Linked DNA regions of Mus musculus: region 2 is linked to region 1. The links are chromatin contacts, found by Hi-C or POLR2A ChIA-PET in ENCODE. All regions are on one chromosome and are shown on one strand. Each heading gives the region's core, a stretch centred on a gene start or an enhancer-like site at or near the end of the contact. The rest is flanking DNA. Distances are from core to core; before and after follow the strand shown.

Region 1 (7,840 bases), core at 1,428-3,927:
AACAGAACCCCACGTGTTTAGGGGTGCAGTGTCCCAGGATATGAAATAGGCCTCTCCTAAGTCAATGCTGTGATCCTTGGTCTTGGTCAGGGACTATTAGGGGAGTGGCCACGCGACCCAGCTCTGACCTGCTGGGTCTTAACTTTTATCCTTTCAATAAGAGAGGCACAGAAGAGACAGGGTCCCCTTTGTCCTCTTTCTGCCACGGGACAGTTGTGTGAGAGGAGGTGATGTCTCTTCTCAGCAGCCATCTTGTGACTTGGAGGCCAAACACCGTGACAGAGACAGCAAGGTCAGAGGTGCTCTGACGACGTTACTACATTTTGAGTCAGCCTCAGGAACCCAGCTCTGGGCCTCTTCTGAGAAAATGATGCCCTTAGCTTTTAAGCTCTTGTTAGCCCGTGTTTCCTTCTCTTTACTGCAAATCAACCCTAAAAGACACAGGCACCTCTAGCATCAGACTGTGAGCGGAATTAGTAAAGGCTGGCACTTATTGGCTGCTTACTGTATGCTCAAAGTCTTACAACACCAGGTTGAAGAAAGTCCCATTACTCACAGAGGAAAAGCCCACACAGAACTAGATTTGGTGATGCAGGCCTGTAACCCTAGCGTTCTGGGGACTGGGGCGGGAGGATCAGGAGTTCAGGGCTGTCCTGGGCTACATAAATCCAACAAACCAGCAACAAAGAGCTCCACAAGAAATCCAGACACGTGTGCTAGGCAGTGTCACTGTTCCAGGGTGGGAGATGATGTGAGGGGCCCGTCCACAGATGTGGAAGTGCTCGGTCATTCTTTCTGACAGTCAGTTCTTGTTTGGAGGGTGGGACCCATGTGTAAATGTGAGGCTAACCTCCAGCCTTGGTCACAGGCTGAGAAGGGGACTAGTGTTTACTTAGCACTACCTAACCCAGCTAGCTGTGTTGCGTGTGTCAGAGGTTCTCTGGCTACCTTAGAAGGCACCGACGGCTCACAACTGTGGACGGGGTGCTCCTGGGACATCCCGGGTACTGTGTGCTGCTATGCTCTTACAATGGAGAACTAACCTGACCCTAGATGTCACTAATCCTGGGTTTGTTCCCTCAGACTCTCATCTTACAGATTAAAAAAAAAAAAATGGAGCTTCAGAAAGGTGAAGTGTCTTGGCCAAGGTCACCCAGGCAGCTGGATTTGGCTGGCTCGTGACTGCTACCAGCTAGCGAGTAATGATTTCAAGACAGGGCCCACTGAAACCCAAAAAGGTGCTGGATCTAAGGACAGAAGCAGTGTTATGTCTGGAAAGCTCAGAAACAAGAAGATAATGATTCTTTGGAAACACTCACTCCATGACCAATACCTGATGGGCTCACCCTTTTACATCCATTTACCTAGGATACCTTGCCCACATCAAATGTCACGGTGCCCTAGGCCCCAAAGGAACAGGGCCAGGGGTAGCAGGAGCTACCACAGTCTCTCCTCTATCCTTGTGCAAAAGACTGTTTTACTTCAAGGCCCCAGAGAACTATTCTAGGCATCTTGAAGGGAAGTAAATAGAGGACAGTGCTCCTGCCCCAGAAATGATGACACTCCACAGAGGCTATTTTGTGAAACAGGGACTGACTCCATAGGAGATAATAGATCTGAGGCGGGGCAGGTAGGGATTGAACAAGCAGTTCAGAGGCCCGGTCAAGAGGGCAGTTGACAAAGGCAGGAATAATTAAGAACGAAGATAAGACTTTCTAGGGTGTTAAAATCACTTTCCAGGGACTATGGCTCAGCCGTATGCTGGTCCCTAAGAGTTAGGTGTTACTGTTCTTCCCCTTGTACTGTGAGGCAAACGGAGGAGCTTTAGGTGGGATGGGGGTGCTGACCAAGGTCATCAATGAGGGGCTGAACCCCAGAGGCTGACTCGGGTCCCAATGCCTCTCGAGGGTAAAGGGGGGTTAGCACGTTAACTGAACGTTTGAAAGATCAAGGTCACACAGAACAGCCTGTCGGCTGGCAGCAAAATTCCCATTTTGGCTTTATCTCTGGTGGGTACGAGGGCGGCTTCCTGCAACGGTCTCGTCCAAGTGGGCACCTTTGCTTAGGGATGGGGAGCGCTGGGACAGTAGGCGCAGAGCTCCGACGGAAAGAGAAACAGAAGTAAGGACAAAGATGCAGCTAGAGTTCTTCCAAGGTCACCGTAAGCCGAGGGCATGAGCGGCCGTGTTGGTGGGGGCGTCGAGCTGCTCTTCCGGGCGTCAGGAGATGCGCGTGGTGGTCGCTGATCCGGCTCCAGCAGATCACCCACGGGGCACTCCTTACGGGTGGATGGCGCGAGCTGCTCTTGCAGAACTGCTGAATGGGTCTTGGCCTACAGACTCAGCAGAACCACGACCTGACTGGGGTCTGGGGCGACGCATTTCCAGCCCCAAACTCTGACTGTGCGGCGCGCGCACGAACCGGCTCTTGGCCGACGCTCCCTGGAAGCCGGGAGGGGGCTCCGCCCAATCCCCGCCCAATCCCACCAGACTCCGCCCCAGCTCAGTCCATTCTCCATTAGTCCCCGCCCAGTTTCCGCATGAGGTGCCGCCCCACCCCGTCCATTTTCTACAAAGATCCCCGCCCACTAGCAGATTGACCCCGCCTCCTTCCCCGCCCATCGCTCAGCCCTCTCTACCAAGGCCCCGCCCATACACCATGACCCCGCCCAGGTCCCGCCCCCGCTCCGCCTGCCCCGGGCCCGCTGAGCGGCGCCTGTCCGGGATGCGGAGCCCGGACGCCTAAGCCGCGGCGCGACCTCGGCGCGGGAAGTTCGGGCGCCGCGCGGCTATGGAGGCACCCGGCAGCGGTGGTGGTGACGGCGGCGGGGACCCAGGCGGGGACGGTGCGCATCCCGATGCTCGCGGCCCCGTCTCCGGGCCGTGCGCGGCCGCCCGCGACTCGGAGCGCCAGCTGCGCCTCCGTCTGTGCGTACTCAACGAGATCCTGGGCACCGAGCGCGACTACGTGGGCACCTTGCGTTTCCTGCAGTCGGTGAGCTCCCGCCACCTGTGGCCGGCCGGCCCGCGTTGCGCTTTTGTCTGTGGCTCCCCGCCTTGTGCATAGTTTGAAATGGTTACATCCGCGCGGCCGCTGCCCGGGGCCGCCCCGCTGGGGGGCCAGTGTAGGGAGAAGCCCGGGTAGGGGCTCCTTAGCTGCACCGGGGACCCTGGGCTCCGTAGCCTTGCCCCAGCTCGAATTGCACAGTCAAAGCCTTAGACTGCAAAACAGCGTCCGAGTGCGTCTGTGTACCACGCACCTTACACTGGTATCAGCAGACTGTGCCGTTACCGGGCTCATCAGTAGGTTATATTTTCTGATCCTTAAGATCAGGGAAGAGTTCGGCTCCAGAGAGGTTGAGTCCCTTGCTCTGGATAGTTCTGCAGGCTACGTCGTAGGGTTGGATGCAGGGCGGTGACCCAGGGCAGCCCTGCGGGGGCTTTAAACTCCGGTACGTAGTTGCCCTGGTGTCTCTAGTGAGAATGAGGAAGGGGCCACTTCCCTACCCTCCTAGGAAGTGAGAAAACTGGAGGGGGTGGGAAGGGCTGGTCTTAGAGACCTGAGGGCTTTAATCTCCGTGCCTCCTGCTGGGGCCGCTTTAACTCCCTTCTTGGGTTGGAGGAAGTCTTAACCCTGCTTCAGGAAGGCGTGCGTTTGTGTGTGTGTGTGTGTGTGTTTCAAGAGACCCCCAATCACACTGGAGTTCTCTCCATCTGGGAAAAAGAAACACTCAATGGCTTAAGGATGCAGGGGAGTCTGTGTGAGGTCGGGGGGGGGGGTTCCCACTGAGGGAGGAGGGAGTACGAAGTTGGGGGGGGGGAAGACGCTGTGTGGAGGCATTGAAAGCCCTTTGGCCCAAGGATCCTTCTGGAAAGGCCTGTGAGAATAAGACAGGGTTGGCTTTCTTTCCCATCTCTTCCTCTCTCACAGTTGAGAAGGGGGTGGGGGAGAGAGAGAGAGAGAGAGAGAGAGAGAGAGAGAGAGAGAGAGAGAGAGAGAATCGGGTAGGGCTTGAAGCTGGCAGTTTCTAAATGAAAGAGGCAGCCACTCTGGCATTGCTGAGCAATGACAGATTCTAGGGAACTCCTCACTTCCCCCTCGCAGTGACTGAGCTGCTCAGCCTTAAAAAGAAACAGGAAATCTAAACTAGTTTTTATATTAATGGGGGAAAAAAAACAAAACCCACTCCCCCATGTGTGCCCCTGGCTGTTGTGCTAGGTTGACTGCGGTTTTAAATCGTCCCTACGGAGACGGGGCCGCTAGGATAATGGAAATTGATTAGAGTCCACATTCTTAGAATTAAAGAAACCAGGGGGGGAAAAGTTTTCTCTGACTTTCATGTCATCCCAGGACACCTGTCGTTTGTGGACAGCCATTGTTGTGTGACTGGGGCATTCTGAGATGAGCCAGACAGACATTATTGTGTCTTGGGACACCGTTGCTTCCTGTGTTGACCTCGGTTTCCCCACGTGTACAAGAGCAGGGGACCCCAGGCTGCTTTTCTGCCTTGCCCTTACTTGGGTCCCCAAGCCAGTGCCAGAAGTGGAGGACTGATTGTGTAACCTGAGTAGTGTGTCTTGCCCTGTGAGCCCTGGAGGCCACCTCTGGCCACTAGGGAATGGCCCTCAGGCAACCCGAGGGAGGCCACTTAGTCCTGGAAGCTTGGCCGGGAGCTGCATGCTCTTCTGACCACCCGGGCTTTTCTGCATGCAGTAGGGCACAGAAGAGCGGGCAGCTCTTCTGGGATTCTCCCCACCCCAACTTGTCAGCTTTTGTACACCCTGGCTGGAGGGGGTTCCCTGGGCTCCTGGCTGTCTGGGAGGAGCCAGTGTAGTTTTACAGTGGCAAAATGGGTTCTTTAAAAAGTCCAGAGCTTGAGCTGGTGGGAAGGATGAGAGCTTTCGAGGCACTTGCCTCTAAACCTGAGAACCTGAGTTTGATCCCTAAGGCCACACCATAGCATACGTGCACCCCTGAAAATAAATAAACAAATAACAAATGAACAAACAACCAGACAGATAAATAATATAATACAAGGTCCAGAGCTCCAAATTCAGAGCCAGACTGTGTGGTGTGAGGCCTTTGGCTCTGTGATTTAAGGCAAGCTGGCTTGACATCTTTGGGCCTTTATTCCCTTATAAAGTGGGAGAGGAGACTAGAGGTTGTCCTGTTGGTTTTATAGGATTGTGTAACTTATCTTGAATACTCTAAGCAGTGCCTGCAGGCAGTCAGCTATGTAAATATCAACTGGGGTTATTCCTTATGTGATAATTAATCTTACAGGTGAGTAGGGTAGTAGGTTGAGCTCCCACAGAGGAGGCTGTCATAGGGAGCTGCCCGGAGGGAATGGGGTCTGAGCCTTCACTAGAGACAGCCTGGGGACTTCCATTGAGTTTCCTGTTGATCTCTAGATTCCAGCTACGGAAACCAAAGAGTCTGTTCTGTTCCCCTCCTGAGGCTTCAGAGCTCCTTCAGCGTGCCCACACTGGATTTAGGCTTCATCCAGACACTGGGTTGTGCCCTTCCTTGTCTCCTAGGATCCTAGGACCTCAGCTGAGGAAGCAGAAAATTTTGGGATGCGTTATGGTGATGTTAGCGCAGTCTTAGGCCACTGTAGATGCTACTGACCGTGCAGGGGTGGTGTGTGTGTGGGGGGGTTGACTGGGAACCTTGGGTCTCTACTTTGAGATCTTGGGGCTGTTTTGGACAGCACCAGTGGGGATAGTAACATGACAGGTGCCATTATGTAAGAGCTGACCTTTGTCATTTAGTGCCCAGCATTCTGCCTGTGGCAGCCACTTAACCCCTCCGAGAGAAGGGTGCTGTTGATAGCCCACTGACAGATGAAGAAACTGAGGCAGCAAGTTGAAGTGAGCTCCCCGGTGGCCCCATGTCCTCTCTGCTCTGGGTTTATTGGTGGTGAGTGTGGGGCCAGGCTTTCCCCCATAGACCAACTTGTACCATGCCTCAGTTTCCACATCTGTACTTTGGGTGCAGTGGAGCAGCTCTTTGACACAGGTATCATGGAACTTGAATGAGCCTGAAGTTAATGCCTACTGTCTGACACACAGTAGGTGGTTGCAGACCGATGATGGTGTTTTGGGGTAACCGTTGGTAGATAGGATGTCCCTTTAGAGTTAGACTGGCTGAGTCCTTCACTCCCTGTTCCTTGGTTGGGTTGGTTAGAGTGCTGGCAAGGAAGAAGATACTGCATGGTGGGCAGAAAACCCTGGGGTTTGGGGTGGGGGGGAGGTCCTGTCAGCCTTGCCCTGAGGACTCCTCTTGAGTGAGGACAGAGACCTTGTCATTTCCAGGCATCCGGAGGGTCTTCTCAGGCCTACCCCAAGGGATCATGGGTACACAGCTCCCAGAATGCATCTCATGCTTCTGCTTTTTGGGGGAGGAGACTAATAAAGATTTTCTCTCCAGAGCCTGCTCACCAAAACAAGAAATTGTGGTTTGCAGAGTCACTCCTTGTTTTGTTTTGTTTTTGCTTTTTTTTTTTTTTTTTGCCCCTATGTTCCTAGCCCTACCCTAGGGAGAAGGGCCTGGGCTGGGTGTGCAGGGCACACTTTGGGTTCTGCAGTCTTCCGGTCAGAATGAGTACCTAGTGGCTTTGGGCATCTTTGTGGGCTTGTGTTTGGAAAAGCAGGGTGCTGCGAAGTGTGGGCACAGCAGTTCTGCCTTGGGGACGTAAACAGTAATCATGGGGGCGGGGAGACAGCTCAGTGGGTAAAGCACTGGCCTTGCAAGTGTGAAGACAAGAGTTCAGCTCTCTAGAGCCCAGGGAAAAGCTAGGCAGGTGTGGCTGTCCGTTTTTAATCTCTGCACTTGCTATGTAGAGATGGGACCCTTGGGGCAATGTGACCAGCCAGTGGGAAAGCTAGGGGCTCAGTCAGAGACCCTGCCTCAGTATAGATAGAGAGAGAGGAGAGCAGCTGGCATCAACGTTGGGTCTCCCGATTAATGTGCACACATGCACATATACACATACATGTACACCTACACACGTGAACATGCACATGCACAGCACAGACAGCTTGGACCAGAGCTGATGAAAACCTTTAAAACCTTATTACATTATTCATGTGTGTGTGTGTGTGTTGTGTGTATGTGTATGTGTGTGTCAATGCATCAGGTCAGGGGACCATACCAGATGAATCCCAGGGACCAAACTCAGGTCGTTAATCCTGGAAGCCTATCCCTGCCCACTGAACCATCTTGCCAGCTCCCCAGTTTTAATTTATTTTTTGATATTAGATCTCCTGTAGTCCAAACTGGCAGTGGACCTGCCATGCAGCCTAGGATGACCTTGTGTCACATGACAAAACTTTTCCTGGGAAGAGGAATCTACTCCAGTTAAGGATCCCACAACAGACCAAAGTATAGATACCACCAAAGCTTTATTGGGGTCACTTATATGGGGGAGGGGTTGGCTACTCACGGGAGCAGAAATGACTCCACGACAGTTGCCTCATCAAAGCCCACACAGCACAGATTGCAGCTCAGGAAGCTGAGAACCTGGAGCACACACCACCACCTGCAGCAGCTCAGGGGGCCGGAGAGTGTCCCTTCCAGGTGGCTCAGCTGGTCTAAACCTCTTCCAGCAGCTGGGCTGGTTTTTGCTTCATCCAGGCAGCTCATCTGGCAGGAAGGGGCCTGGTGAGTCTGCTCAGCTTCAGGGAGTTCCGGAAGCTACCTTTTGGTTGTTCACCTCCTTGCTTAAGAAGCTCCCTGTAGGATGGAATGTTTTAATCTTGAAGGAGACTGTTATACAACACCCTACCACTTCCTCCTGCTCTTACATATATCCTGCCCCCCTCCTCCCCAGTGATCCCCA
Region 2 (7,840 bases), core at 1,981-4,480, 33 kb before region 1:
CCCTCAGGGGACTGCGAGCGCTTTCAATTTTTCTGGAAATCTAAATGGACTCTGAAAATGGCCTGTTAGCTTAGAATGTAGACACAGGCCTGACCTTCAGGCTTGTACTAACTGTTTTTTAAAACCACTCACAATATATATAGAGAGAGTTCTCCAATTTCTTCCTTGTGTGCTTTAATTCTTTTTGTTTGTTTGCTTGTTTGTTTGTTCGAGACAGGGTTTCTCTGTGTAGCCCTGGCTGTCCTGGAACTCACTCTGTAGACCAGGCTGGCCTCGAACTCAGAATTCCGCTTGCCTCTGCCTCCCAAGCGCTGGGATTAAAGGCGTGCGCCACCGCGCCCGGCGTGTGCTTTGATTCTTAGGAAGAATGAGCCTTGTGGGCCACAGGGCTGCCTGGGACAGCACGCAGGACTGGAGCCTGGGGAGGAGAGGTGCTGTTTCTAAGTCATAGGCTCTCAGCCTTCCCGCCCCACCATGGGGCTCCACCTTCATTCTCTCCTCTCTAAAGTGGGCTTACAACAGGGCCTGCCTCCTCGGGTCAATGTGAGGGTTAAGTGAGATAGTATTCCCGTCACATAGTAAATGCTTAGTAAAAATCACCTACTGGGCTGGTGAGATGGCTCAGTGGGTAAGAGCACCCGACTGCTCTTCTGAAGGTCCGAAGTTCAAATCCCAGCAACCACATGGTGGCTCACAACCACCCGTAATGAGATCTGATGCCCTCTTCTGGAGTGTCTGAAGACAGCTACAGTGTACTTACATATAATAAATAAATAAATAAATCTTTAAAAAAAAAAATCACCTACAGTGACCATCAAATTATGGTGACGAGGGAGAGGAGGGTACAAATGCCGGCCTCTCTTTTTCCTGTCTAGGAAGAATTCTAAGGTCTTAGTAAGAACAAGTTTTAAAATGAAGAAACGTTGTGTATGTATGCGTGTGCAAGCACGTGGAAGGCAGAGGTCAACGTTAGGTGCCTTTCTTGGTTGCTCTCCACCTTATATATCTTGAGACGAGGCCTCTCACTAAGCCTGGCGCTCAATCATTGGCTACACTAGCTGGTCAGTGGACGCCAGGGAACCTCCTGTGCTCACCTTTCCAGAGCTGGGATTACATGGGTGCTGGGCATTGAACTCAGGTCTTCATGCTTCTGTGACAATTTTCTCATTAACTAAGCCACTCTCCCAACCCCAGGAAATATCTCTTTGGTTTTACCTTTTGCTTTTCTGTCTTGAGATGGGGCTTGAAGGGAGATCATTGTTGGGAAGTCCCCAGAACAAGGTACAGGAGTTCGTCCGAGCCCCCACTCCACCCCCCGGGAATTCCAGAAAACTTACAGAATAGAGTCATATGTTGGGGTATCAGTGGGGAATCTCCCTGATTGGAGTAGTCTGTAAAGTCTATGAGAATGAAGCCTGAGGAAAGAGAATGCCCTGACCAAAGTCCCCAGGTGTTTCCAAAGAAATCTCCACCCCGGAGACCCTAACTGAGCTGTCATTGAAGTCGGTGATGTCATTTTGTCCAACCCAGGAAAACTCAGCCACATATGCAGCCCTGGCAGGGAAGGGTCAGGGCCATGTGGGAAGCTTCAGGCAGCTTCCAGGCACAGGCCTCACCCAGCATTTCCAGATGGAGACCTTGAGTTACACAGTATCAGTAGCTCGGCCTTCCAATAGGATGCTCCCAGGTTTCAAGTCTAGAGGTAGCCAACTGAGACATGCCAGAGGTTAGATGGTGCTGACCTCGGCTGGTTCTAAAGACGGGGGAACTGAGGCCTATGGAGATATGGAGACAGTGTGACTGTGAACGGTCTCCTGAAGTCTCTGTTAGACTCCTTAGCCATCAAGAGCTAGCTGCTCTCAGAGGTTCAGTTCTAGCACCCACATGGTGACTCTCAACTGCCTGTCAACTCCAGTTCCAGGGCATCAGATGCCCTCTTCTGGACCCTGCCTCCAAGGTACTCCATACATGTGATGCATATATGGACAAACAGGCACATACATATAAATATAATTCAAAATACACAATATAGTAAAATGCATAGATATAACGAAAAAACCCTCTATTTCCAAACCCCCAATCCCTTGCAAGCACATGTGCATGCAATTGTACACATGTACACACACATGCGCACACATGTGCACACATGTGCACACACACAAACACACACACATACCCCTCCCATTATTATGGTGGTGTTCTGGGGACTAGCATCCTCACTGAACTCTCATAGAAGGCTGCTCTGAGAGTGTGAATGTGAGCACCGGAGGGAACCAGGTGTGACTGCAGGGACCTCAGCCAGGTCCTGTCAGAAAGGGAGATTGGCTCGGCGGACTCGAGAAGAGGCATGATGACCACGTTTTGTTTTGAATTTTAAACAATCCACCTCATTCTTTTGTCAATCTTTATTTTTAATTTGTGTATTTGTGAGGCATGTATGTGGTGTGTATGTGGCATGTGTGTGCATGTGTGACTATGTGTGTACATGCATGGAGGCCAGAGTCTACACCAGGTGTCTCTCCCAACTTTCCACCTTAGTATATTTTTGGTTTTGGGTTTGAGACAGGGTTTCTCTGTGTAGTCCTGGCTGTCCTGGAACTCACTTTATAGACCAAGCTGGCCTCGAACTCGGAGATCCGCCTCCCTCTGCCTCCCAAGTGCTGGGATTAAAGGTGTGTGCCACCATCGCCCACCTAACTTTTTGAGACAGGGTCTCCCACTGAATCAAGACCTCTCTGATTCCACCAGGCTGCTGGTCAGAGCACAGGAGACCTGCCTGCCTCTGCCTTTCAGCACTGGGCTTACAGACATCCATTTCTGCACTCACCTTTTACGTGAGCTCTGGGACCCTCGCACTTACAAGGCAAGCAGTTTGCCCACTAAGCCGTCTCCCAATACTACCACTTTAAAGTTAGCATCTGTTGTGTCTGGCCAGTAGATCACAACCTGGGTTCTAGTCTGGAAAGGCATTTTGGAAACCTGGAAGAGAAGAGGGGCTGGGCTGCGCGAGATAAGGAAGGAACCAAGACAAAAGTCTCTGCTCAAGGTTTAATTTTTACTATTTCGGCACTCCGTTAAGAAGGAAGGGGGAGGGGCCCAATTCCCGCCAAATAATCTTGGAGTCCAGTAGCAGGGTGATCACGTGATGGCTCCAAACAGCAAAGCAGCACGTTCCAGCAGTGGGCGTGGCAGAATGATTGAGCGGGAAGCTCCACCCCTGAGCAAGCAGGTTTCAGGCTGGGGGAGGGGAGACTACAAGCATCCAACGACATTAGGTGTTGGGCAGCACTGTCCAGAGCTTTCTCTCTGTCTTCTACTCCTGGAATACCTCATCAAAACCAGAATTCTACTTATTAACTCCAAGCCCTGGCTGTTGGTCTCCAGCCGAGTCTGCATGTCATCCGCTGCCTGTGACTGAATTGTTTCACTTAACACTGTGCCTGCTGCTCTATCCACACTGTAAGCCTGTGTGAGGAGCTCCTTTCCTTTTCAAGGATGGCTAATATTCCCTCTTAGGTTCAGCACCCCACTTTGTTGATGGACCCTTGGGCGGTGTCTACTCTTTGCCTCTGCTTTCAACACTAGGGTCCAAATCTTTGCTCAGACGCCTGCTCTCAGTTCCCATGGGTATGCAAAATCCAGGTGTGTGTGTGTGTGTGTGTGTGTGTGTGTGTGTGCACGCATGCATGCGTGTTGTGTGTATGCATGCGTGTCTGTCATGTATGTGCGTGTGCGAGTGTGTTGTATATGTGCGTGCATTGCCAAATCAGCTCTATTTTTAAGTTTCTGAGGGCCTCTCCTGCCGTTTGGCTCTGCAGCTGCATGGCCTTGCCCTACCCCCACCCTGTCCCCCCTCCAACAGTGCATGAAGGTTCCTGTTCCTCCACTCTGTGCTCTGGGGTTTTCTCGAGGCAATGTTCCCCTTGAGTTCTTGGAGACAGAACCCAGGGCTTCCTGTATGGCAAGCTAGTGTGATACTAAACTACCCGCCCCCAGTGCTGCTGGCTTTTGTGGCAGTCAACCTAATGGGTGGGAGCCAAGCAAGCTCATTGGGTTCTTCAGGGGGCAATTCTTAGAGTTTGGGGGGGGGGAGAGTCATGGCTTGTATTGAAACCTGCCAGCAGGAAAAGTGCACATTGGTTTTGGTTTTATTTCTACCATAAGCAACTTCGTTGGATTGCGAAAATTCATTTAAAAAATCACCCATATTTCCTAATTTTTATTCTCATTTGAACTAGAGAGTTAAGTTATAGCTGTACCATGGCAGGGGTACACAGTAGGTGCTCAATAAATGTGTATATCAGGAAGGCTTCAGTTGCCCGAGTCTAAGAAAGATCACACCAAGGAAAGTGACAGGAAATGGCAGGTGACTCCAAGAGTCACCTAGGCACTGGGATGAGGATGTCTGGCTACCTTCAGTCTCACTCATGGGTCCTGTCTCACCTCAGAGACAGTGGTGAAGACATGAGGGCTCTGGCACTGGGCTCTAGGGACAGTGCAAACAGAGTCACCCACAAGGCTCTTCTCTCTCTCTCTCTCTCTCTCTCTCTCTCACACACACACACACACACTTTTAAAGACAGGGTCCTATGTAGCCCAGGCTGGCCTCTAACTCCTTGTGTGGTTGAAAATGTTTTTGGACTTCTATCTCTCCCTTTGCCTTCCCAGCGCAGTGAGTCCAGTCCCACGACACCACACTTCATTGACCTGAGAAACTTCATTTAAAACAAAAACAATCACCCACCATATTTCCCAATTTTTATTCTTGCCTGACTTAGAGTTAAGTTACAATTGTATTTGGTACTGTAGGAGAACACACAGTAGGTGCTCAATAAATGTGCATATCAGGAAGACTTTGGAGGCCTGAGTCTAAGAAAGATCACACCAAGGAAGGTGATGGGAAGTGGTGGGTTCTAGGAACAGAACCATATGTGGTTCTGGGAACGGAACCAAGGGCTTCACACACCCTTGCGAGCACCGACCACTGAGCCACATCCCCAGCCCCTGCCCTCACTGCTGTTCCCACTGCTCTGAGTATGGTGGGAGATGCAGACTTAACTGCTGGCGCCCACGCTATAGAGAGTGTGAACTCTCAGAAGCCCAGGTGAAGAGCTGCGGGGGTTTGAGGAGAGTGAGGAGGGCAGTGGATTTGTGGAAGTCAGCACTGAGTCACGGACAGCCCAGGCACAGCAGGAAGAGCCACAAACCACCAAGCCAAAGCAGGAATTTGGCAGAGGAAGTACCTCGGTGTGCAGACGCCAGGGCAAGCCTCAGTGCTGAAGAACACTGGACTTTAGGCTGTGGGCCCTGGACCTGTGCCACCGCTAGGCCTTCAGGCCTCTCTGATCTTGTAGCCTGATGCACCCCCTGGCCTGCTCTGCTCCAGCCCTGCCATCCTTGGCTTTCTGTTTCTCCAGCATCAAGTTCCTCCCCACCACAGGACCTTTGCACTGAAGCCATCTTCTAGCCTGGCTTTCAGAATGGCTGCTGAGTGCGTGTCAAGTGTGTGTTACCTCCCCAGGGCCCTTCTCTGACCTCCACTAAGGGCTTCCAAATCTCTGTTTTATCCACAGCTCTGAAAGGGTCCTGTTTGTTATATTACCTCATACCTATGCTACCCCCTCCTCATCCTCCCTTCTTTCTCTCCCTCCTTTCCTTCCTCCCTCCTCTCTCTTTTTTCTCTTCTCTTCTCTTCTCTTCTCTTCTCTTCTCAGGCTGTGTCTCCTGTAGCCCAGGTTAACCTCAAATCCCAACTTGCTATGTGACCAAGGCTGGCCTTGAACTCCCAATTCTCTTGTCTCTCTTTTCCAAGCACTGGGATTACAGATGTGTGCCACTGTCATGTCTGGCTATGTTTACAATCATTTTCTTCTAGAAAAAGAAATATCATTCCCGTAGACCCTAGGGATTTTCATTACTCTAGACCTCCATTTCCTCATCTGGAGCCAGAGCCATAAGCCCAGCTTCTTCTCTGTCTCCTAAATTGAACTGAGTAGACTCAAGAAAGTTAGGTGGGGATGGGGGTGGGGGCGTGGCTCCAGGGTAGCCCACTTGACTGGCTCCTGTGAGGTCTCGGGTTCCATGACAACACCACAGAAATGAAACAGAATTGTTCGGGTGGCACTCTGAAAAGCACAGGGATTGAACCAAGGCTCAGTGTCTCCCCTACAGCCAGCTGGACAAATAGCCTCATTTGCTTCGTGCCCTAGGGAAATGGAAGGTCCTTAAGGACAGAGGCTTTTTTCCACCTGGGGGAGGGAGTGGGTCACAGCCTCAGTCTGGTTCTGTCCAGAACTTGCTTTGTGACCTGGGGCAGGGTGGGGCCCTCCCAGCTCTTGGCTCTGCTTTTTCCAGTCCTCAAATGAGAGGGTGAAAATGCACAGGTCTTCTCAGCCCCGGGTTTTTAGACTGAGGTGGACTCACTTGCCAGAAGGAAGGAGAAACCACACTGTCCCAAAGTGCCCCTAGCACAGGCTGGCCAGCGCATCCATTACTGACACTCTTGCAGGTTGAGCCCAGCCCTCCCCTGCCCCTCCCCTCCCACCCACCCTCTGCAGCATCCTTCGGTGCGGGGTGGGGAGGTGGGCAAGACAGCAAGCCTCTGTCCTTCAGATTGGAAAAGAGAAAAGTGAGAAGCAAGGCCCTGTCTGTCTTTCTGTGCTTAGTTCCCAAGTAGCTCCCTGGTTTCCATCTCCTTTACAAGACACAGCTGTCAATCTGGGATAGTCTGTCTCTCCCAGGGTCCTCCCACAGCCAAGCTCTTCTCAAACCTCTCCAAGAGGCCTCTCCCATTCCTACACACACACACACTCACACATACCACACACATCACACTCACACACACCACACAAACACACTCACACACACACACCACACATACAGCACACACACTCACACATACCACACACATCACACTCACATACAACACACACATCACACATACACACACACACTCACACACACTCACACACATACACACACATACCACATCACACAAACACACTAACACACACACGTACACACACATACCACATCACACAAACACACTAACACACACACCACACATACAGCACACACACACTCACACATACCACACACATCACACTCACACACAACACATGCATCACACATACACACACCACACACACACCACACATACAGCACACACACACTCACACACACACACACACACCACCACCACCACACACACACTCACACACACACCATACACACATCTCACACACACTCAGAAGATATACATATATTTCTAATAATTTTGTATTATATGTTTTAATTTTTTAGCTTTATTTTTTAATTTCTATTGATTGATTGATGATTGTTTTTTGAGACAGGGTTACTCTATATAGCCCAGACTGGCCTTGAACTCACAGAGATCTGTCTGCCTCTGCCTCTGCCTCTGCCTCGTGAGTGCTGGGATTAAAGGCGAGCAATGGTCGCTGACATGCCTTATTATTTTTATTTTATTTTTATGTGTTTGAGTGTTCTGTCTGCATGTGTGCATGCATACCACATGGGTACGGTGCCAACAGAAGCCAGAGAGGGCATCTGGTCCTTTGGAACTGGAGTTACAGATGGCTGTGAGCCACCATGTGAGTGCTGGGAACTGAACCTGAGTCTCCTGGATGAACAGCCAGTGCTCCTAACCACTGAGCCATCTCTCCAGCTCCTAGTTTTCAAACAGGGTCTTGTGTAACCCAGGCTTACTCTAACTCATTATTCAGCCAAGGATGGCCCAGAATAACTACTTATCCTCCCTGCTCCACATCCCTAAAGCAGGCTGCGCATGCACTACCATGCCTAGTTTATATGATGCTAAGGA

The links. A loop is a pair of places that touch in the nucleus more often than their neighbours do. ChIA-PET counts read pairs that join two places held with the same protein, here RNA polymerase II (POLR2A).
Region 2: a loop to region 1 is called in a map of v-Abl transformed pro-B cells, with 2.0 times the contacts of the local background. The contact joins the enhancer-like site here to the promoter of Prex1 in region 1. A Hi-C loop is called at or near these places in 3 of 37 maps with a recorded cell type or tissue (gastrocnemius and v-Abl transformed pro-B cells). POLR2A ChIA-PET finds 5 or more read pairs at or near these places in 3 of 5 experiments (Patski and embryonic stem cell).

What each region holds. Positions count from the first base shown.
Region 1 is chr2:166,708,669-166,716,508 of GRCm38, reverse strand. Prex1 (phosphatidylinositol-3,4,5-trisphosphate-dependent Rac exchange factor 1) reads left to right here and starts at 2,677. Exons shown (of 40, transcript NM_177782.3): 1 at 2,677-2,994. The coding sequence starts at 2,791. It overlaps Gm46777 (a long non-coding RNA gene), which reads right to left and starts at 2,680. Exons shown (of 3, transcript XR_001783555.2): 1 at 1-2,680.
Region 2 is chr2:166,742,046-166,749,885 of GRCm38, reverse strand. No RefSeq gene overlaps it. Among named protein-coding and RNA genes, the nearest start is that of Gm31117, 20 kb to the left of the region's middle. Within about 2 kb of position 3,230, at least 1 of the 3 ENCODE cell types and tissues checked has a DNase peak (open chromatin) inside an H3K27ac peak, as active enhancers do.